2 separate regions of the Mus musculus genome follow, and region 1 is linked to region 2. A link is a loop called in an ENCODE intact Hi-C map of the cell type or tissue named here. Cell type or tissue: heart. All regions are shown on one strand. Links, peaks and the distances in the headings refer to the core of each region. The heading gives the core; the rest is flanking DNA.

Region 1 (16,603 bases), core at 5,441-10,440, 48 kb after region 2:
AAGGTAAGGGCATTGACTCACTCCTCTTTCAGTCCTCAGCATCTGATCCAGGTTGCCTGGTAAAATCCAAGTTACCAGTCTGAGTGCAGATTCCATGACTGTAGTCATGGCTAGAACTCAAAGTAAGAGTGAGACCTGGTTCCTGCCTTCAACACACTCCCTTGGCTAGAGCAAAAGGACTTTGGGTAGGTGACCTTCTGTGTGAGGGACACAACAGGCCTGGTCACAGAGAGCACTGTCCTGAGGAGCTCATGTTCAGACTGGCTCTAGGTGACAGGAGGCTATAGGGTTTTCTTTATCATAAAAAAAAATAGACAATTAAAAGCTCTTCATGGTAGTACATGTCTGTGATGCCAGCACTTGGATGATAAGGGCAGGAGGAGCAGAGGTTCAAGGACATCCTTCACTACATAGGAAATTCAAGGCCAGGCTGGACTACATGAGACCTCTGTATAAAAATACACACTAGGCAAATCAGACCATTGAAGATCATTATACATTTGTTGACTCAAAGGACGATTAGCCATGAGCTTGGGGAAAAAAGACCAGAGCTGAGGGTTAACGGGGTGTGTTGGGGTGTGGGGAGTTGTGACAGTGGGCGTGTCTGGATGTGTGGCCTCACTCACAGTTTGCTGAGGGGCAGTTTGTCGTTTGCTGTATGGTTTAATCTTAGGAAGTACTATTGAAGCTACATTTGGCTTAATCTGTTTTAAGAGTTGTTTCTGGTACTGTTTCCTCCCCACTGACATTGTCCTGATAGAAAAGGAGCTAGAGTCTTTGATTAGTCCATTGATGGAAAGACAGCAAAGGAACCACAGAAGCAGAAGAAAAGTGGAAAATTAAAGACTAGCTTTATAGCTATGCGAAAATACTACGGCATCTATTAAATAACATGTGTCTTATATATAACTCTATGTATTTATCTGTAGGAGCTCCTCATGCCACGACACTCATTAAGGCAGTAGAATGTCCCCAGACCTGCGGGATCAGCCAGACTCACCAAATGTTTGTGTTAAGGTAGCCAACTTCAGACACGACTATTCTCTGCTGACATGTTTTACTCTACCATTGCCTCTCAAGTGGTCAGGTGGGCAGAGTTCTTGGACCAGAATCAGAATAGGACAGGTGGCGTCCCTCGCTATCCTGTTGGGACTGCCTGTCACTTGAAGATCTAGGCAGGACTGGGATGCAGGGGAGTCTGAGGAGTCTCACACTCATCCTCACCACAGTGTGCCCCACTGCTCATAAGTCCATCTCAAATCACTGTCTGGGCTGCTTAACCCTCCAAGATGGGTGCCAGTCCTTGTTCTTTATTTTTACAAATGAGCCGAGTGCTGTCCAGAGCTCCAGGCTATAAAAACCTGTTGAACTTGGCCAGGAGAGAGAAACGTACATTCTTATAGGCAGAAAAGTGGGCCAGGCTTGCTTTTTTTCATAGAGAAAACAGGTTTCCTTTTTCCCCTACTGCCATAGAAACCAAACAGTTTGAACAAAATTTTATATGCAAAAGAAAAATTCCAAGTAGCACAGAGAAATAAAGCCAACTCAACAAGCAGGCATGATAAATACGTGGGCTGTAACGTAAATGTAGGTTGTCACAGAACACATTTTAAAGGAAATTTTCAATCTATAATATTTACAAATCACATAGCTAATTATATATAAACTTAAACACAGCTAAATCTTTTTTCACATGGATTTTTACTTCAATCAAATAGTTTAAGTACACCACTAAATGATCTGCATTTAGACTTTACTGTCCCAAATTTTAGTTTTGAAAGGTATAGTCATTACACAAAAAAGGGGTAGGGTCATACGTATTAGCTTTCAACTCTCCTAAAGGAAAGCTGGTCCCAAACTTACTACATAAGGGATGAGGTTGGTACAAGACTGGGCTGTGCTTGGCAAAGATGATCTGAAGCTGGGGTTCATCTGTCAGATTTGGAGCCAGAGAAATATTCCTGTGGGAAACCCAAGGGCCCTGGGCAGATCACCTCTACACGTGTTCTTCCCAAGCCAGACCATAAAGGCCCCAGGACAAGCAGGCTAGCGAGCCATCACAATGGCGTTTGTTCAACAGGATGAAGAGTCCCAGGCTGTTGGATTTTGTTAATAATTAGATTTTAAGTTCTTAAGCCTTTAAACAAGTGCTTAAATTTACTAGGATTACGTGTGGTGTAAGAATAAAATTGACTCTACTTGTGGGTAAGAGAGAAGGACATAGCAATGAACACAGCTTATCTATTTCAGAACAAACAAGGGTCTCATTTGGGCATTTGGACACCATTTTAATTCAACTTAATTATTTTCTTTTAATTACTTTCTTGTTGAGACAGTATCATATGTAGCCTAGGCTGGCCTTAATAGATACACAAGGGTGACCTTGAACTTCTGGCAGTCCCATCTCTGCCTCCCAAGAGCCAGATTACAGGTATGTGCTACCATATCTAGGCTTTAACTTAATTATTCTTTTGTCTTTCTGATAAGGGATTTCTGGTTAGATGTGGCATCATTATAAATGGCACACAGGGACAGTAAGAAGGCTTAGCAGTAAGGTGCTTGCCGCCAGACCTAATGACTTGGGCTTGGTCCTGGACTCACATGGTGGAAGGAAAGAGCTGGGTCCTGTAGATTGTTCATACACTGTGGCACAGTCTCTGCCCCTGCCCCTCCTACACACAAGAAAATACATAAATGTAAAATTATTTTGAATGAGTATGCGTACAGTACATATGGGACAAAGGATTCACCACAACCAGTTTTATGTCCTTCTGCATCTATCATATTTTCTTGGCAGCTAGAGTCGGCAAGTATCTCAAAGGATGCATTGGAAACCAAGGAGCAGACATGGTAAATGTCCTCTCCCTCTCGACCTTATGAGATAGCTATCCCTCACAGTAATGCGGCTACATAAAACATCATATATTAAAATTTTGGTGTATCTACTCTAATTTGAATCAGATACTTGGGGCAGAAAGGGCACAACAAATTGTCCCAAATTTATATTATTTGGAATCTGCCAATCAGTCAGTGTCTCCCATGAGTGCCCATCCAAGGCCAGCATTCTCCCCAGGCCAGCATTCTCCCCAGGCCAGCATTCTCCCTGCTTGTGGTTTTTTGGGAACTCCATGAAATGCTAAATGAATAGTTAGGGATCCTTTCATAAGTTACACAAAATAATGTCTTTACAAAAATCATTTCAATTAGTTTTGGTCAAAAGACAACTAGCTAAATCATTAGTGGATAAATGGCACTGGTGGAGAAAACAGAAGCAGGCTGCCAGGTCTCAGAACTAGTTCTAGATGATCATGTTTTCTACGATGTCAATTGGTATCCAGTGAGGAATGAGAGGGATCGTTTGGGTATGCATCGAGCAAACCATCATCCTTTAGAAATGCGTAACGCATACAGCCACTAAAGGTTCTGAGAGGGTCCGAAGGTTTGTGCTTAAGTCATGTGTCCAATTGTAGTACCTGCATGGACAAAACAAACAATCCATGCACTCAACATCACTTCCTGTGTATTTATTTTACATCAAACTGTTCTAGGTCCTGGGATAGGACCATATTCTTTGTTCCTGGGTTTCCTCTGCTCAGGCGAGTCTATGCTTGTTGTGAGATATAGTTCTACACTCTTCGGACAGAAGCAACTTCTCGGACGAACAATTTGTGTGTGCAGTTTCTGAGGGTCTGTGTCAGTGTGTTGTGTCAAGAAAGACATGGCGGAGCAGCTTTGTCATGGCTGTAGGGGTGTGTGGCAGACTAAGAAGCAGGGAGTGTGGCAGAAACCAGGGTATGGGCATAATCTTCATGGACTGTTGCTACGGAGCTGATTCTTCTGGTGAGACCACAACTCCCAAAGGTATCACAGCCTCCCTAAATCACACCAAAAGCTGAGAGAAAGGTCCAAAATCTGTGCCCATGAAAGTTCAAGCCTTAGCACCTAGACTGGTCTGAAACTCACGGGCTCTGGTGGTTCTCCCTCCATGGCCCAAGTCGCTAAAACTATGGGCATACATTACCATGCTGAACTAGGATTGGTTTTTTTCTTTTCTTTTTTTAAATACCCTCTGAGTTTTAGGAGATGGTTAGGTCCTCCTGATCCTAGTTAGTATTCCAGCTGGTGGGTATCTTCCAGAGAGAAGGCGTCTTCTCCCTGGAGCTGAGCTGGTGCTGGGGAGGATCTGGGGTGTGGGCTGGGATTTGCTAACAGGCTGTAAAATATGAAACCTGATGGATGTGTGGCAGCAACTCATCCAAGGCAGAACAAAACCAGTATCTCAGGCCAGCAGTCATCCTGCAGAGTCTGAGCCTGGGAACAGAATGGGATCTTAGGAAATGGAACTAGGGAGGGGGGGGGGTGGTGGTGGTAGTGGTGCAGCTTCTCAGGAAGGGAGGTCTTCCTGACCCCAACAGGTCCACGGCACACTCAGACACCAAAAGAGATGTATTATCCCAGAAGGATAAGCGATGGGGGTGGTGGCTTCAAAAGTAGACAGCAAGCAGCAGCAGCAGCAGCAGCAGCAGCGGCAGCCATAGCGACAGGAACAAGCACACCAGCAGGCAGGCAAGTTAGTGATGAATGTACAAGTGCTTGCTTTCAGCAGGAGTGGATGTTTAAGGAGAGCAGGGAACCTGTGCTACAGTGAGTTTGTATGTCCTAATTGAACGTATTAACTAAATAATGAATTTCGACTGTTGGACCTTGCTGTCTCAGGGATGAGCTAGTGATCAAATCAGGGAATGGATCTCGGGTGCTAGCATTAGGAATGTTATCTGGTTTTGGTCAAGGGGAGAAGGAGGGTAAAAGGCACAACATGGCACCACGTTTGCCATGCTTGGGCCTCCTAGCAGCGATCTGCATTCTCTTTTCAGGGCACTGGTGATTTTGGCCATGATGGTGAAGGAACTTTTAAGGATGCGGATGATAACTAATACGCTATACCTGGTCATACATGTTCAGCAGCCATGTTGAAAACTGACAGTTCCAGAGAATGGTCCCACAAAGTCACACACTTCCACACTCCTACTGGTATTTGGAGCAAAGGACTGTATTTGAGGGAAGGAGGCTTTTAAGTGGATTTTAGGTGATCTTGCTACATTTTTTTTTAACACACCATTTTCTATACTTGGATGGTGAGTCTCTGCTCGCAACTTCCTTGGTACTGACAACTTCCATGGGCTTTTCTTCATTAACTGACTTCTTCAGACTGAAAGATGGATTCAGTTGCTACATTCTTCCTGAACAGTGGTCAGTTTCCCAGTTCATTCGTTATTTTCATGGATCCCCAAGGATCCCGGGGCTTAAGAACAGAAGTGGATGCTCACAGTCATCTATTGGATGGAACACAGGGCCCCCAATGGAGGAGCTAGAGAAAGCACTCAAGGAGCTGAAGGGGTTTGCAACCCTATAGGAGGAACAACAATATGAACTAACCAGTATCCCCAGAGCTGTGTCTCTAGTTGCATATGTATCGGAAGATGGCCTAGTCGGCCATCAATGAGAAGAGAGGCCCTTGGTTTTGTGAAGATTTATACCCCAGTATAGAGGAACGCAAGGGCCAGGAAGCAGGAGTGGGTGGGTTGGGGAGCAGGGGAAGGGGAAAGGGTATAGGGGATTTTTGGAGAGGAAACTAGGAAAGGGGATAGCATTTGAAATGTAAATGAAGAAGATATCTAATAAAAATATTTTTTTTAAAAAAAAGAACTTGTTTTCAGAAGCCACACTTACACACTGCTGTCCTGCTTCTGCCCCTGCATCCACGAGTGCTATCTATCACAGCCTGATAGCAGGTGAGCTGCACATTTGTGCACTTTAGTTTTGACACTCAGGAACAAGAAGACATGTGTCGGTGGGATAATATTTTATTATTATGTTAAGAGAGGAGGAGAAGCTTAATTATAAGACCACCTCAACCTCAAGTTCTTTTTTTTTAATTTTTAAAATTTTGTATGATAGGGTCTTAGATAGTCCAAGCTAACTGGCAAACAGCTAAGGGTGTCCTTGAATCCCTGGTCCTCCTGCCTCCACCTTCCCAGTGCTGAAACGATAGTCATGCCTGTTAGAGTATTTGATCTTATATGTTCCTGGGATAAAACCCATGGCTTTGAGCTGCTGAGCAAGCACTGCACACTTTTCCAGCTGTCACCTAGCTCTGCTAGTGGTGGCTGTGAGAAGCCCTCTCAGGGCTGGGCATTTCTTTCTGGTCCCCATCTGTAACGGTTCAATAAAGACGTTCGGGATTTTAGTTTGACACACATCTGCAGAACAACTGCTTGTTCCTTTTCTTCATTTTCTTTTTTTATTGGTTATTTTATTTATTTACATTTCAAATGTTATCTCTCTTCCCAGTTTCCCCTCTACAAGCTCACTACCCCCCCCCCCCTTGCCCCTATGAGGGTGCTTCCCCACCCACTCCTGCCTTAACGGCCTAGCGCTCTCCTATTCTGGGTCATCAAGCCTCCACAAGACCAAGGGGCTCCCCTCCCACTGATGCCAGATAAGGCCATCCTCTGCTACCTATCCAGCTGGAGCCATGGGTACCTCCATGTGAACTCTTTGGCTGGCGGTTTAGTCTCTGGGAGCTTGGGGGGTCTGGTTGGTTGATAGTGTTGTTCTTCCTCTGGGGTTGCAAACTCCTTCAGTTCCTACAGTGTTTGCCCTAACTTCCCCATTGAGGTCCCTGTATTCAGTCCATTGTTTGGCTGTGTACAACCATATTGGTCAGGACCTGGCAGAGTCTCTCAGAGACAGCTGTATCAGGCTCCTGTCAGCAAGCACTTCTTGCCATCCGCAATAGTGTCTGGGTTTGGTGTCTGCTTGTGGGATGGATCCCTAGGTGGGGCAGTCTCTGGATGGCCTTTTCTTCAATCTCTGTGCCACTGTTTGTCTTTGTATTTCCTCTAGACGAGCAACTGCTTGTTTCTTGCTTGAGAATCATTCCACACTCCTGTTGTGAGGCCAAAGTTATGTTTTAAGTTTAAATTCCCATGCTTAACAGATCTATAAAACAAAAATCAACCAAACAAGAACGGACAACTTTCTGGAATGCTGGGGGCTGCTGTGTATGTCAGATAGCAAGCCACATGTTGTTGCTTTTGTAAACAAGCTTGACCGCCCAACCGAACAGGACATACTCAATCACAAATGGGTGGAAAGAAGTATGTCATGATGTATGCTTGCCCCCAGTTGGGTGAAGGCTAGAAGTAGTACATAGCCTTGTGGGGCTTTGCTTTTTAAGTTTCTGACTATTGCAATTCATGACCATACTCTGAGAACCCCAGATAGTGTCCTGGCTAGTGTCCATCATCCTGGCCAAGCATTTAATAAAGCATGCTTCAAATTTGGCTTAAAATTTGGGGTAATGGTCTTATCCTCACCAAGTGGGATAAGACTCCAGATGTGGTTCTATCTGTCAAGAGGTCTCTGAAGGACTAGTGTGAGCTTCCAGACATCAACTCCTCTTTTCTCTCTGAAGCCCCATGTGAAGAGGGAACACAGTCTAGAGCCTGTTGTGACCAGGAACCACTGCTGTGGTTGTGTTCATCCAGAGACCTGCCTCATGAAGCCCCAGTTCCTGCGCAACAAGAGGAAATTCTCTCACCCGACTCCACTCACAGACCCTTAGCTCACGTTTGTGGGATCTTTAGTTTTTCTCTTTGGGAAGTAACCAGTTTTCTCCCACCTGACCTGAACTATCACTTCTTCCGCATTTTGACTTTCACAATCTGTGCAGAGCCTGGACTTCAGGAGCAGTGAGCCCTCAGGTGCCTGCTCACAGGACTGCCTTCTGATGCCTCACTATTCCACCGAGCCTTCTGGGGTTTCTAAACCACTGGCTTTGAAGAATGAGACTTATCAGGGTGGTTTGTGAAACTAATGATGTAACATTTTTCTCTGGTGGAATAGCCCAGGCTCAGGAGTTGCTCTTCAAACCTGCTCAGGCACCACAAGAAAGTGGGGGCCCGTGTTTACTCTCATCTGTGAAGCACCCATGTTCTCAGACTTCTTCCTTAAGGCCTGCCTTTGGTTCCCTCTGGTGTCTGATACAGGAAGTGAGCCAGAGGCTCCTGTCCTCTTGGGCCAGCATAAGTGAGGAGCCTGTTGTCCTTTTCCCACAATAGCACATCAGTGAGCTCTGTTGAGTTTCCTTAGACACATCCCAGTCAGATGCATAACTTACCAATCACAGTTTAGGCTAATCAATACTTGCCAACTTCCATTCACTTTAGAGAGTTTATCCTTCCTATCTGTACTTCTCTCTGAATGCTATTGCTGCTGTGCCCTGCACTGTAGGTGTGGCATGAATTCTTTAAAAGTTGAGATTCTCTGTCTACTACTGTAGAAAATGTCTACATATGTAAAGGGGTGGGGTAAATGGAATGACTCCATAATGGAGTGTGTCAGCCATCATTGGCCATCAAAGAAAAAGTCCAGGAACAGATAGATATGGACTACCTCTTTTTGGGTTGTTGGGGCATGGTCTTCCTCAACTGTCACATGCTATTGCCACTGCTCTTTGTCACCCTCCAGAACTTGCTGGGAATACTGTATCGATGAAGACACCATGAACCTGAATCATATGACACAGGGATTGAGGAATAGTCCTGACCTTGAAAACCTCCCAGCTACTCACTGATTGGTAAGACTCTGAGCCTAGGCATCGTACTCTATTCCAAATTAATAGTCTCCTGCCTCAATTGGAAAGCACATGCCACTGCCTGGAGTGAGAGAGGGAAGTAGAGATGAAGGAAAGAAAGAAGAAACGCAGGTAGACAGGCTTCCAAAAGGAGGTATTATCCTTCCCACTGAGTTGAGCCAAGTTCAGTAGGTAGATGGGGAATGAAAGACATTGCAGAGGAAGAAATGTGTTAAAAATCTAATCTATGGAATAAAAAAGCTGAAAAGTTCTGATTATGGACGGAGGGTTGAGTTCGTGTAGGAAACAGATTAGGCTGGGGGGGGGGGTGTCAAAGAGCACTTTGTCTTCCACAACAAGTTATTTGTGCTTTATCTCAGCAGCACTGAGAAGTGATTGATATGTTTCAGGCATAGCAAGGGTTGACACTGACATGAGCACCGTGTTCAGGGAGTCCCCAGGACAGCATTCCCTAGGTATCCTCATGGCTAACTGCCATAATGATTTCTTTCCATCTTTAGCCTTTCTCATGGAAGCAAATGATACAAATACCAGTGTCTCAGGTCAGAAGTTTGTGTATGTTGTCACCATCAGGTGTCAATAGACAGTGCCAATCCAGTTGCTATACAGCTGGACCTAGTTAAAGTAAATTAATTCAAAGCTCCAAGATTGGGAATCTGGGCAAGAAATTGAGACATCTGAAGTGTTGACATAGATGGGAAGGAGATAAGAGAGGGTTTGGAGGAAATATGTTACATACATGTAAGTTTTCTTTGTTGTTTGTTTGTTTGTTTCTCTGTGTAACAGATCCATGACTGTATTGGAACTTGCACTGTGGACCTGGCTAGCCTGGAGCTCACAAAGATCTGCCTGCCTCTGCCTCCCAAGTGCTAGAATTAAAGGTGTGCATCACCACACCTGGATCTTTGAAGAAATTTTAATAAAAGTTAAACAATAAGAATGTGAGCGTCATTCTCCATTTCTTGCTTTCATGAATAACCTCCATCTAATCTGTCAGGGTGTTCTCTGACACATCTCCCGAGCCTGTTCACTTCTCTCATATCTGTCCTGTCTGTCCTGGATAACTGTGAGTGCCTCCTGCTTAGCTTTCTCCTGCCCCTAAATGTCTACTAGAAATTGAAGGGAATCTTTGAAATAAACAGATTATGCAAGACTTCAAACGAAACTCTCTTGCTTACTCTGAGAGCTCTCTGCTGAACTTGAAATAGACTCTCAACTCCTTAGGGTAGAACCACTGGTCTACAGTGTGCTTTTTCTCCACTTTCCAATGTTAAGAGTGTTATCCTTGTGTAATCCAACACAATGACAATGTGTTATGCGTGTATGTCTGTGTGTGCATGTGTGTATGTGTGTTATATGTGTGTGTTGTATGTGCATGTTGTGGTGTGTGTGTGTGCTGTGTATGTATGCATATGTGTGTTGTATGTGTAATGTGTATGTGTTGTGTGCATGTGCTATGTGTGTGCTATGTGTATATGTATGTATGTGCATGTTTATGTGTATATTGTATGTATATATATATTGTGTGTGTGTGTATGTGTGTGTGCTGCTAGGGAATAAACCCACAAGCCAGACGCACACTTTCCCACTAAGCTCTGTCACCCATCCTTCAATTCATTTATTTTTTTCTTACAGTGTCATGCATTTTTTTTTTTACCACTTACTTAAAAATACTTTCAAACGTAGTTTATTTTTCTTTTTTCCCCCCTTCCCTTTTCCCTCTTGCTCTGGCCCTGCTCCCTTCAGCCCATAGGGTTTTTTGTTTGCTTGTTTGTTTGTTTCTCATTACGGATGGTTGTGAGCCACCATGTGGTTACTGGGATTTGAACTCATGACCTCCAGAAAAGCAGTTAGTGCTCTTAACTGCTGAGCCATCTCTCTAGCCCTGTTGATTTTTCTTAATAAAATGTCTGCCCTGGGAGAAAACGGACATGTCTGCTCTTCTCCACAGTACCTCAGCCTTGCATGGCGAAGCACATGCGGTGCCAGCATCAGAGGATGCTTGTTGACTGAATTATTGAAGAGCTGGATGCAATTTAATGCTCAAGGGCAAGGCTGTTTGTTGTCTCTCTGGATTTTTAAAGAGAGGAGGAGAAGGGGAAAATACCAGTTTATCCCTTTAGCCTTATCTTTCTCCTTTGTCAAAATGCACTTACCGATTGTCCTGGCTACTTTTATGTCAACTTAATGCAAGTTAGAGTCATCTGAAAGGAAGGAACCTTAATGGAGAAAATTCCTCCATAAGACCCAACGTAGGACATTTTCTTAATTAATGACTAATTGGGGAGGGTCTAGCCCGTTGTGAGTGGTGCCATCTCTGAGATGGTGGTCCTGGGTTCTATAAGAAAGCAGGCTGAGCAAGCCATGGAGAGCAAGCCAGTGAGCAGCATCCCTCCATGGCCTCTGATTAGCTTCTCCCTCCAGGTTCCTGCCCTGCTTGAGTTCCTGTCCTCCCTGTGTTTGATGGTGAACTGTTCTGTGGAACTGTGAGTGAAGTCAACCATTTTCTCCCCAAGTTGCTTCTGGTCCTGGTGTTAGATCACAGTTGTAACCCCAGTTAAGACACTGATCATAGAGATCAATTGCTCGGCCTGGTTTTCCACTGAGATGTTTTTTTCAGGGTGCTGACTGGCTGAGGTTGCAGCACAACCACGTTTCATCACATCCAAGAGGTGCTACTTGTCCCCACGGATCAAGACAAAATGAAACGAAACACAAAACAAAACAAAACAAAACAAGCTGTCTCACCAAGGGAGCAGAAATGAGTTCGGCTCAGACCACAGTAAGTACACACTGCAGAGTCCAAGGACGAGGAAGCATCTCAGGCCAACCCCCTTTGGTGGACACAAGAGGAAATAGGAAGTGTAAGTGGTCGAATAAACAGCATCTGTCCTGAGTTTCCTGCCACCCACTTGCATCCACAGCTTTTGGCTTCTAGCGCCACCCTGAACTAGAGTGGTCCCATGATCAGTGGATTAACATTTTCCACTACTGTGACAACAACAACAACAACACCATAAAGTGAACATCTTATAAAGAAAGCTAGTTTACTTAGCTCACAGGTTTGGGGCCTCCAAGATTTGGTAATCCCATTGGTCAAGCATTTGGTGGAAACCTCATGACGGATGATGTCACAGTAGAGGGAGGAAGAGACCCAAGAGCCATTATTTTACAACAACATCCTCTCAAGAGGAAGCTCACGCTATGGAACCCCTTTGACGTTGATGGCCTTGCCACCTTCAGTAGGCAGCACCTCTTCCTGGTTTTTAGTGTAACAATCGAACACAGGGCTCTACTCTCATAAGCGAGCACTCTACCACTGAGCTACATGCCAACCATAGGTTCTATCTCTTAAAGGATCACAGCACCAACTGGTTGCAACACCTGTTTCAGGGATACACTCGGGCGACAGACAAACCGAGATATTCTCATGAAGGAAGAACTGTGTTGTGTAGGCAAAGCAGTCAGAGCCATTCTAGGCATCCAGAATGCCCCCTGCATCTTAAATCTTACTAGTTTTCAATGCATTCTGTAAGATTTTTTTTTTTAGGGGAAGCTTATTTTTATTTGTACTTTCATGGTGCCTGCATTTTGATAACATTTCTAAGTTTACCATCTCTTACATAGTTGTGGAATATTTCTTCAGACTCTTGCAATATCCAAGGCAGGCAACCTCCAATTCTCATGTGGTCCACAGGTCTCACAGGCAGTGAGTGTGTCCTCTTGACCCCTGCACTTAATTCAAATTAGTTGCCAACATCAAAAATTGATCAATTTTATATAGTGATATGAAGTTATGGCTTCTCTTGGGACACAGCAAGAACTTGCAATTCTTGTCTGTAATCTTCCATGGCAACAGTTGGCTGGAACAGATTAGAAGCCATCCTATTTAGAGACCTGGGGATACTCCCCAGTTTAATACTATCACCACCACCACCACCACCACCACCACCACCACCACCACCACTCTCTATAGCCCATGTGCAGCCAGCTTGCTCGCTTACTTTGCCTGCTCAGCTCCTGAAAGTTTTTGCAGGAGTAACTCCCATTCCACCCCTCCTGAAGCATTCTGAGACTTCAGATCCATGACCCTCTTCATGGTCTCGTGGGCTTTGGGGGCAATGCTTCTCAGCTTGGGCCTCTCCGGTTTCAAGGGTCAGGATTAGCTGTTTGTTCTCTCCTGAGGGTGTGGTCCACAGGGACTTTGTCTTGAACAGTGGTGAAGTTTAGAAGAAAGCTGTTCTGAAGGATTTGAAAGCAGAATGTGGAGGGATTCGAGGTATACTGTAACAGTTAGGTTGGGAAGGGGCCAGGGAAAGTTCAGAGGTGTCTCCCAAACAGTCATGGAGCAAGATCAGCTAAGTTTGTACTTTAGTTCAGGAAAAAGAGCTCTTGATAGGAAAGGGTGTTCCCACTCACTCTCTACCCTATGTACTGCTCTGTCCCCCAACTCTTCCACAGCTGCTACCTCCGAAGTCACCACTAGTCTCTTCCCTGAAACACTCCCCCCCTCCAAATCTTTAAAGCTCAAGCTTTCAAAAGAAAAGGTGATATTTGAAGATAAAGGCTTGGAGATAAGGAAATTTAGATGATATCCTGAGGGTGGTCTTGGTGATAGACAGGGCTCTGGTTAGAGGGAACACGGGGAAGCTTGCTCGCTCTCATGTGAGTAGACAGTAAAATGCACACTGAAAAGCCACAGGCACACTGCTCATAGGTACCTGGCTTTTGGTTTTCAGTATCAGAATGCACAGTAGAACCTGGAGCCTACTTTTTCAGAACAGACACATACAACAGACAAAAGGCAGAAAAACAGCCAAGAACTGGGAAAGAGGAAGGAAAGTGTGACAGAGAGAGCTAGTTATACAGCAACACAGAATTGAACATCCCCATCCGGGCAGTAAAGCAAAGACCAGTTGTGTGGGTTTCATTCGTACACCCAAAGTTCTCTCCTGGTACCCTTCGCTTTCTCTTCTTGTCTGTTTTCTTTTGCAATGGATGCATGTGGGCACGCATGTGCACATATGCATATGAACATACATGTATGTGGAGCATGTATATGTGTGGAGAACATACATGTATGTGTGTGGAAGCTGGACATTGATATTCCGTGCCTTTCTCAATTGCCCTGGACTTTATTTACTAGGCAAGGTAACTCTGCCAACCTAGAGCTTGATAGTCAGCTACCCAGCTGGCCTCTAACATGCTGGGATTACAGTTGCCACGCCTCAACAGCTTTCACATGGGTGTGAGAATCTCAACGCCAGGCCTCACATTTGAACAGCAACCACTTTATCCTCTGAGCCGGGAACACAGTAACATATCGGAAAATCTTTCCTTTTCGCCTTTTATTGAAAGAACAAATTATATTGAAAACACTGACTACCTGTAATTTACTTTCTTTATTTAAAGTGATGTAGATTTGTATCTTAAAGATTAAAGCCATTTAGTGTTTTAAGCTTTTGTGACCACTTTGAGTTCTCAGACCATGGTAAGATATGGTGGACCTAGCTGCTGCTGCTACTACCACTACTACTACTACTAATACTACTACTACTACCACCTAACAGCTAATGACTATAATCATCAGTAATTAATATATGGAACAATGTTCTAAGTACGTCATACACAAGTCTTTCATTTCCTAAAATAACTCCAGGGGATAGATATTATTATTAACACTATTTTCCAGAGGAAAGAGTAGGCTTGGTGGTTTAATTAGCTTCCTGAAGCTCACGAGCTGCCTGGTAGATGAGTATGTTTCAGTTGAGGTGGTTTGGCTAGGCTGGCTGGCAAAAAGCTCTCGTCTCCACCTCTTAGTGCTCAGGCTACAGGGATGAATGTACAACCATGCTTGGCTTGTTACATGGGTGTATGGATTAGAACCCAGGTCCACATGCTTGCAGAGAAAGAAATATCTTCCCACTGAGCCATTGTCCTAGATCTAAATCTTGATCTTAGCGATTAAATATATCAGGTATTGACCTAAGTTTATGTCATATGAAAATGAGATCCAAGGTGATAAGAGCTGTAAGTATGTTTCAGTCTCTCAAATGGGATTAACATGTATTTCTAAATGATCAAGCTATTCAAAATATTCTATAATATCTAATGCCCATATCCCTAAGCAAGAACTACAGCCAAATACTGAGTAATCATAATTTCTGTCCATACAGCAACATCTCCCTAGGGCTGGGTTCTGGAACTTGACCAAGAGCAGATTAGAAATTGAAAAGCAGTTCCTTCCCTGTGAGGGAGTGCTGTAGTTGGTCAGAGTTTAAATTATTTGAGTTGTCTTCAAGGTGAACCCACTTCCTGCCAGATTGCAGAGGAAGACTGCCATGGCAGGTGTAAAGAGAAGTCCAGAGCCTCAGTGACTTAAGGAATCTTTGTTGGGGAAAGTTACAAAGTGTGACAACTAGGGAATTGGGCTTGCAAAGCTCTCCACGTATGCAGCCATCTGAGCATATATAGAGGGAGATCAGGAAAGATCCCAGGGGTCCACGCCTCCCTGACCCACAGAGGCCACGCCTCCCTGACTCACAGAGGCCAGAGCCTTGCAAGTAAGATTCAGGGGGTTAGATGGGGGCACCCGTGGGCATGTGAGGGCTTCCCAAAGCAGATAAGAACGCTGTCCAGGGTAATGTCGCTCTGGCCCAAGGTCAGGTTGACTCTGAGTCTCACAATTGTTGGTTAGTACGGTTGTATTTTATGAAGTTCCCTTAGAACAAAATTCAGCAATACCATCAAATGACTGATGTGTATTCTCTGTTCTGGATTATTATTATTATTATTATTATTATTATTATTATTATTATTTTGCCTCTGGGACATTTGCAGAAATGGACATTAACAAGAAATGAATTAAATAAACCACTGTCTCTAAATGGAATACAATATAGGTATGAAAAGGTGGCCTGTCTGAGTGGGCTGACTGAGAATTATGTTTGAGAATTATGCCCACACTTTTTGGTGTTCTTTGAAAAGAAATGAAGGATTATGTGGGTTTCTATCCAGCCTTCCAAAAACTGCACCAGGCTGTAAAGCAAAGTTAGGTGTGGAGATTTAACCAGCGTCTGGTGAGTCATCCTTTTCTGTAGTTGCCTTAGTTGCCAGAGCCACTACAGGAGTGAAAAAATAAGTATTTGTGGGTTTTCTGTTTATGTGTGTGCTTTTTTTTTTTTTAAATTTTAATGGAGACAGGATTTCTCTGTGTATCCCTGGCTGTCTGGAGCTCACTCTGTAGACCAGGCTGGCCATGATCTCAGAGATCTGTCTGCCTCTACCTCCTGAGTGCTGGGATGAAAGGTGTGCGCCACCACCACCCGTGTTTTCATTTTTGAAAGGCCATAAAGGACAGTGTCAAGGATGGGCAAGAGGTGACTAACATAGAGGGTAGCACTTTGGGAAGGTTTTATAGCAGTCCTGGTGAGAAAGAACAATGTCCAGACGGCACTGGTCCTCGGCCTGCCTAGGTGAAGTGTATGGGATTCATTTAGAAGAAGCAACAGCAGGGGCTGGTGGCCACTGCATTTGAACTGGTAAAAGACAATAAAGGTGTCAAATGTAAGTCCCAATGTTTCAGGCTTGAAACATCGCTGGACCTTTTAAGCAAAAACCTCTACAAGCCAGTGGGGATCCTAGGCTTAGAGTGGCAGGAAGTTTAGCCAGCCATAGGGGAGGGAGCAGGGAGACCTCACTACAGCTGGACGGGCAGCTAGGAGCTGGCTTCTTCCTTTGGGCTCATTTAGCCTCCAGTCCTCAGTGGTTTCCAGGGTTTCTTGTTAGAAGGCCATGAGCAGGAACTATTCAGGCACAATCACCTCAACCAAATGCCACAGAAATGGAAAGCGAAACCACAGGGGGCAGACGTAAAAACCAAAGCAAATGCCCTTCTTAGAAACACTTTGTTCGTTTGATTCTTCAGTTTCCATTTGTGCCAAT
Region 2 (5,000 bases), core at 1-5,000:
TAGCCTGGTGGTCCTGGGTGCTATACAAAGCACACTGAGCAAGTCATGTGGAGCACTCCAGTCACCAGGAGTCCTCTCCAGCATCAGCTTCTGCCTCCACTTCCCTGGGTAATAGACTCACTACACTCTACAAGATGAAATAAACCCTTTCCTCCCCAACTTGCTTTCCGTCATGATATTTTATCTAAGACATAGAAACCCTGTGCAAGACAGTATGTATGAAATGAAAAACAATTGCTTTCCAGGCAGTGACTTCTGAACATATGTTCATCCCACGCCTTGGTTGCCAAGGTGCTTGTCTCTGGTGTGCACACTCCTGTGCTTTGTGTTACTGGTGGTACAGCAAAGTTCCCACGGATACCTAACACTGTAATTACCTAGATGTAAGACCACTTTTCATTTTGGTCACATTTTGGTTCAAAATAGATTATACTTGGACACCAGCCCCAAGTGCTTCCCCTAGTAATATTTGAATATGTGTGCAGCCCCTAGAATGTCCATCCTATACATTTTAAAAAGGACACGTGTATGTTTGCCTGTATTGTATGCACTCAAACATGTGCATATCTGTGCCTACACCATGCAGAAGCCAGAGAAGAGATCACGTGACTCTCCATCTTATTTCTTTGAGGCATGCTTTCTCCCTGAACCTGGAGATTTCATGGCTAAACTTGCAGCAAGAAAGCCTCCATAGGCCTCCTGTCTCCACTCTCTGGAGTTAGAGAGCAGTTCAGGACCACACCCTGTTTGTTACATAGGAGCCCCAGGCCAAACTCAAGTCCTCTTAATCATCGGACTGTCTCTCCAGTCCTAATCTTGAACCTTTAAGAAAAGAATGTATTTAAAACAACAATAAGCTGGGCAATGGTGGCGCACACCTTTAATCCCAGCACTTGGGAGGCAGAGGCAGGTGGAGTTCTGAGTTCGAGGCCAGCCTGATCTACAAAGTGAGTTCCAGGACAGCCAGGGCTATACAGAGAAACCCTGTCTCGGAAAAACCAAACCAAACCAAACCAAACCAAACCAAACCAAACAACAAAAAACCCTTTTGTAGGGAACCCTCGTTCATCCTCTTAAGCTTCAGTTTCCTCCTCTGTAGAGACCTTATTTGCTTGTTGTGGGGATGGTATGAGAAGAAGCATTTGAAAAGTGCCTGATTTGTATCATGAGTCAACAAGTAGAAGGCTGCTTGCATTTGCCCTTATTGTAGAGGCCCCCTCAAGGCTCTCTAAGCAAATGTAACCTTGCAAGGCCTTTCATGGTTGGGGGATGAGGGTGTGGGGTGGGGTGGGGGTGTTCAGGTCTCTCCCAACCCAAGCTGTGCTGATTTTATCATATCTAATAAAGGACCTCTCTTCACCATGGAAAAGGAGCGCTGGCTGATAGGAGGAAGGCTTACCTGCATCAGCTCATCGATGGCCACCAGCATGCCCTTGTCTAGAATGATCTGCTGATGGTTGTGATTCTGAAGTGCTGCGTTGATGGCCTGGAACTCTGTCTGGTACATCTTCAAGTCCTCATAGATGCTACCAAGGCACAGGGTCTAGAGCGCAGGACACAATGGGCAAGGAATCATTGAGATGGGCTGGAACTACAGGACCCTGCTGCATTTCAGAAAAGTGATGTGGCTTACCATCATCAAAGACGTCTTCTGTGGGGGCAGGCAGCTCCCTCTCTAGAGAAAGAATGACCAGGCATCAGTGTTATGAATCCGTCATGGGGAAGGAACCCTTAGAGTGCTTACTTACTGTTGTGGAAGAAGTCTCTCTAGTAGCCAGGCAACTCTCGTTCTAGAAGAAAATCATAAACCGAGGAGTTTGTCTTCGTCATCATCATCATCATCACCGCCATCATCACCATCATCACCATCACCTGTTTCTATTGTAGCACTGGCTGTCCTGGAACTTACTCTGTAGACCAGGCCGGCCTTGAACTCACAGAGATCCATCTGCCTCTGCCTATCAAGTGCTGAGATTAAAGGCATGCATACCCCCCACCCATTCACTCTTAATATAAATCTCTCTGATATTTTTTTCTCAAACTAACTTTTCATTCCAGTAAAAGAAACTTCACCATCATAACTGCTTTTGGGTGGCTATGTATAGGATTCCTGTGTGCACGTGTGTGCAGGTGCATGTACTCGTGGAAATCGGAGGATGATCTTTGGGGTCTTTCTCAGCCGCTCTCCTGACTTTCTTGTTTTCTGATACAGGTTCTCTCACTGGGCCTGCAGCTCATGGATTCGGCTAGACTAGCTGGCCCAGGTATCCTCCTGTCTCTGCATGTGAAACCATCACACCCAGCTCCTACATGGGTGCTGGGGATGGGAACTTAGGTCCCCAGGCTTGTGACATGAGCACTTCAATAAGTAAGCTTCACCCGCCACACCACCCCCTTTCTTTTTAAAGATGAAATCTTGCTGTGTATCCCTGACTGGCCTCTAACTTAACAGGAGCCGGCCTTCCTCTATCCATCAAGTGCTGGAATTAAAGGTCTATACCACCATAGCCACCTCCTAGTTACCGAGTATATCCTTCAGCTTGTAGAAGTATTTGTATGGTTGTTGACTTTTTTTTTTTTCTTCAAAACTCTCACGTTTGATAGCTACAAGTAAGTATCTGGAGACAGCTGAGGTTGGCTGCACGGCTCTTAATTGTGTTTTTTGTTGTTGTTGTTGTTGTTTTTTGGGTGGGGGTCCTCCATACCTTGTGTAGTTCCAGTGGTAAACAGGTCTTCAATGTGCTGGTTTGGTCCCGTGTGATGTCTTCATGATCGATGTCTTCAGCAGTGCAGGAATAATGTTTCAGTTTTTCTCTGGCCTGGGAAAAACATAAGGAGAAGCTGAGGTGAATCTCTCAGCAAGACAGCTGGTTCCCTCTGAGACCTGCATCGCAGTGGATCAGCAGAGCCTAGGCTGGCCACTCTGAACCGTCATCTCTTTGGCCTGTAGGAAACTCAGGCTCTTCATAAGCTAAGAAACCCAACCTCCCGCACGCTCTCCCTACTCTCCTCCCCCTTTGCCTAGGCTGTCCGCCAGCAGGGTATTTTTTTCACCATGTGAACACTGGGGTGCAGCAGGCTGTACTCATCAGCATCAGTGCCACACTGTGCTGCTTGCTTCTGGTGAGTCCTGTGGCTTTTCCTTTTTCCAAGCAGCTGTGCCCTGTGAATCTCTCTCTCCCTCTATTTTTTTTCAAGTTTAACTTCTAAAGAGGAAACTGTTAAAGTCACAGCTTGATGGCTGTAACAAACTTGCAAGCCCTAAATACTAGTTGAGCTTTAATTTACATACGCGGGGACTGTCTCTTATTCCCTGGTGTGCTGGAAAGCACCACTGAACAGAATTACACAACATATTAGGAAGTCAACAGCTCTCTGACTGAAGCCTGCGATGACTTTTCCATGCAGCTGTGGTCCTGGGGTGTGACAAAGGACAGACAGCAATGTGCCCCCGTGGATTCCGTGTTCAACTAGAGAGCAATAGTGACCCAAACGAAAACAAGGTCGAATTCTATTGTGTCTCGAAGCCCAGTGCTGGTATTTGGCAGCAGAGGAGTGAGGAGCGGCTAGTTAACTTTGAATACCTCATCCCCTCCACACCAAACCTCATCTTAGGAAAACAATCTCTCCCTTCTGCAGGGATTCCTTAGGGAACCTCTCGTAAGGTTTCTCCTTCATTTTAAGGTTTCATGGCCAAGAGTGTTCTGCCTGCATGGATGTCTGTGTGGCATGTGCTCAGTGCCCACAGAGGCACAGAGAAAACGACAGGTTCCCTATGATCAGAGTTACCATGATTGTGAGCCACCATGAGGGTGTGGAAACTCTGGACCTCTGGAAGAGCAGCCAGCTCTCTTAACCACAGAGCCATCTCTCCCTCCTGGGAACCCCACTCAATTAAGACTGAGCTTGGAGGAACAGCCAGCAGCACGTTATGCAAGACGGGAAGGAAAGAAAGAAAATTCACCAAGAAGGGCTTGTGGAGCGGAGCTTATGTTGGGATAGCCATAAGACAACAAGCTAGAAGATCCTCAAGAAAGATTTAAAAACAAAACAGGAAGACAGAGTTTCCCTCCTTCCCTCCTCTGTTCCCAGGTGCTTATGAACGCACGCTCTGTTGGGGGATAGAACCCGGGAGACCCATTCATAATTAAGCCAGAATTCTACTGGATCTCCAGCCCTAGCAGCTGCAGGATATCTCAAACACATTAGCATTTTGCTGTAGCTTTGTCCCCAAAGCGAGAGGAAACCGTGGCAATTTTACAACGGAAAAGGCTATTTTGCATTCAAACATGAAACCTGAGAAAAATGAGTGGAGCCGTGACTAAAACTGGATCACACTTGCCCCAGAAAACTGGAGGCTGGACCTGCTTGCTATCTGATGTCTGAGTCCTCCCTGACATGTGTCCATCCGACAAGGGACTGCATCACAGTGCTGGACACTGGTGAGCAGGGGGAGAGACAATCTAATTCATCTCTATGGCTTGTGAAGCACAGAGAGTGTACCTAGAGACTGTCTCCCTGTTCCACCTGCCCTGAAGCAGAAGCAGGGAGCACCTGACACTGTGTCACACAGGCAGGCAGGCTGGGAGGGACATTGCAAGTCCCCACTTTCCTCTGTGTAGACACAGCCTAAACCGATGCCGTTACAATTTATTACCATTCTTCCTTTCTCTAGAGACACAGTTTCCTTTAGATTATATTTAGAAGTCTTGAAACCCTCTACGGTTCCTGCCAGATACCATAAACTTCCCAGCAGATACCAGATAGGTTAGAAGTCATGTCAACAGCGGAACTTTGAAGCCAGAAGGACAGGAGAAACTCACCGTCTTCACCATGTCATCTGTGGTCTTCAGCAGGTTTCGGGACTGGCTAAGACACCTGGCAGGTCCAGAGACTGGAATGACCCTGGCCAAACTGAGGTGGTTTAGGAGGGCAAGGGTGGCCAAAAAGAGGAGGTCTGGAAGGGAAACAAAGGGCAGGTGGAGCTTGTCAACTTGGTT

What was found. Hi-C counts contacts between places; a loop is a spot of excess contacts. Peaks named below come from ENCODE experiments on the same cell type or tissue, not always from the same donor. Only the 100,000 strongest peaks of a DNase experiment are listed, where the experiment ranks them.
Region 1: a loop joins it to region 2, with 1.8 times the contacts of the local background. A loop is called at or near these places in 14 of 42 quality-filtered maps.

What each region holds. Positions count from the first base shown.
Region 1 is chr3:68,638,005-68,654,607 of GRCm38, reverse strand. No RefSeq gene overlaps it. Among named protein-coding and RNA genes, the nearest start is that of Il12a, 45 kb to the left of the region's middle. In heart, for the core only: a CTCF peak has its summit at 8,043 (motif pointing left); no DNase peak of the experiment used is centred there.
Region 2 is chr3:68,691,980-68,696,979 of GRCm38, reverse strand. Il12a (interleukin 12a) reads right to left here. Exons shown (of 7, transcript NM_008351.3): 2 at 4,824-4,957; 3 at 2,706-2,819; 4 at 1,749-1,790; 5 at 1,634-1,675; 6 at 1,400-1,543. Among named protein-coding and RNA genes, the nearest start is that of Il12a, 3.1 kb to the right of the region's middle. In heart, for the core only: no CTCF peak of the experiment used is centred there; DNase peaks (open chromatin) are centred at 3,029, 3,389 and 3,899; H3K4me3 peaks cover 11 bases; H3K27ac peaks cover 193 bases.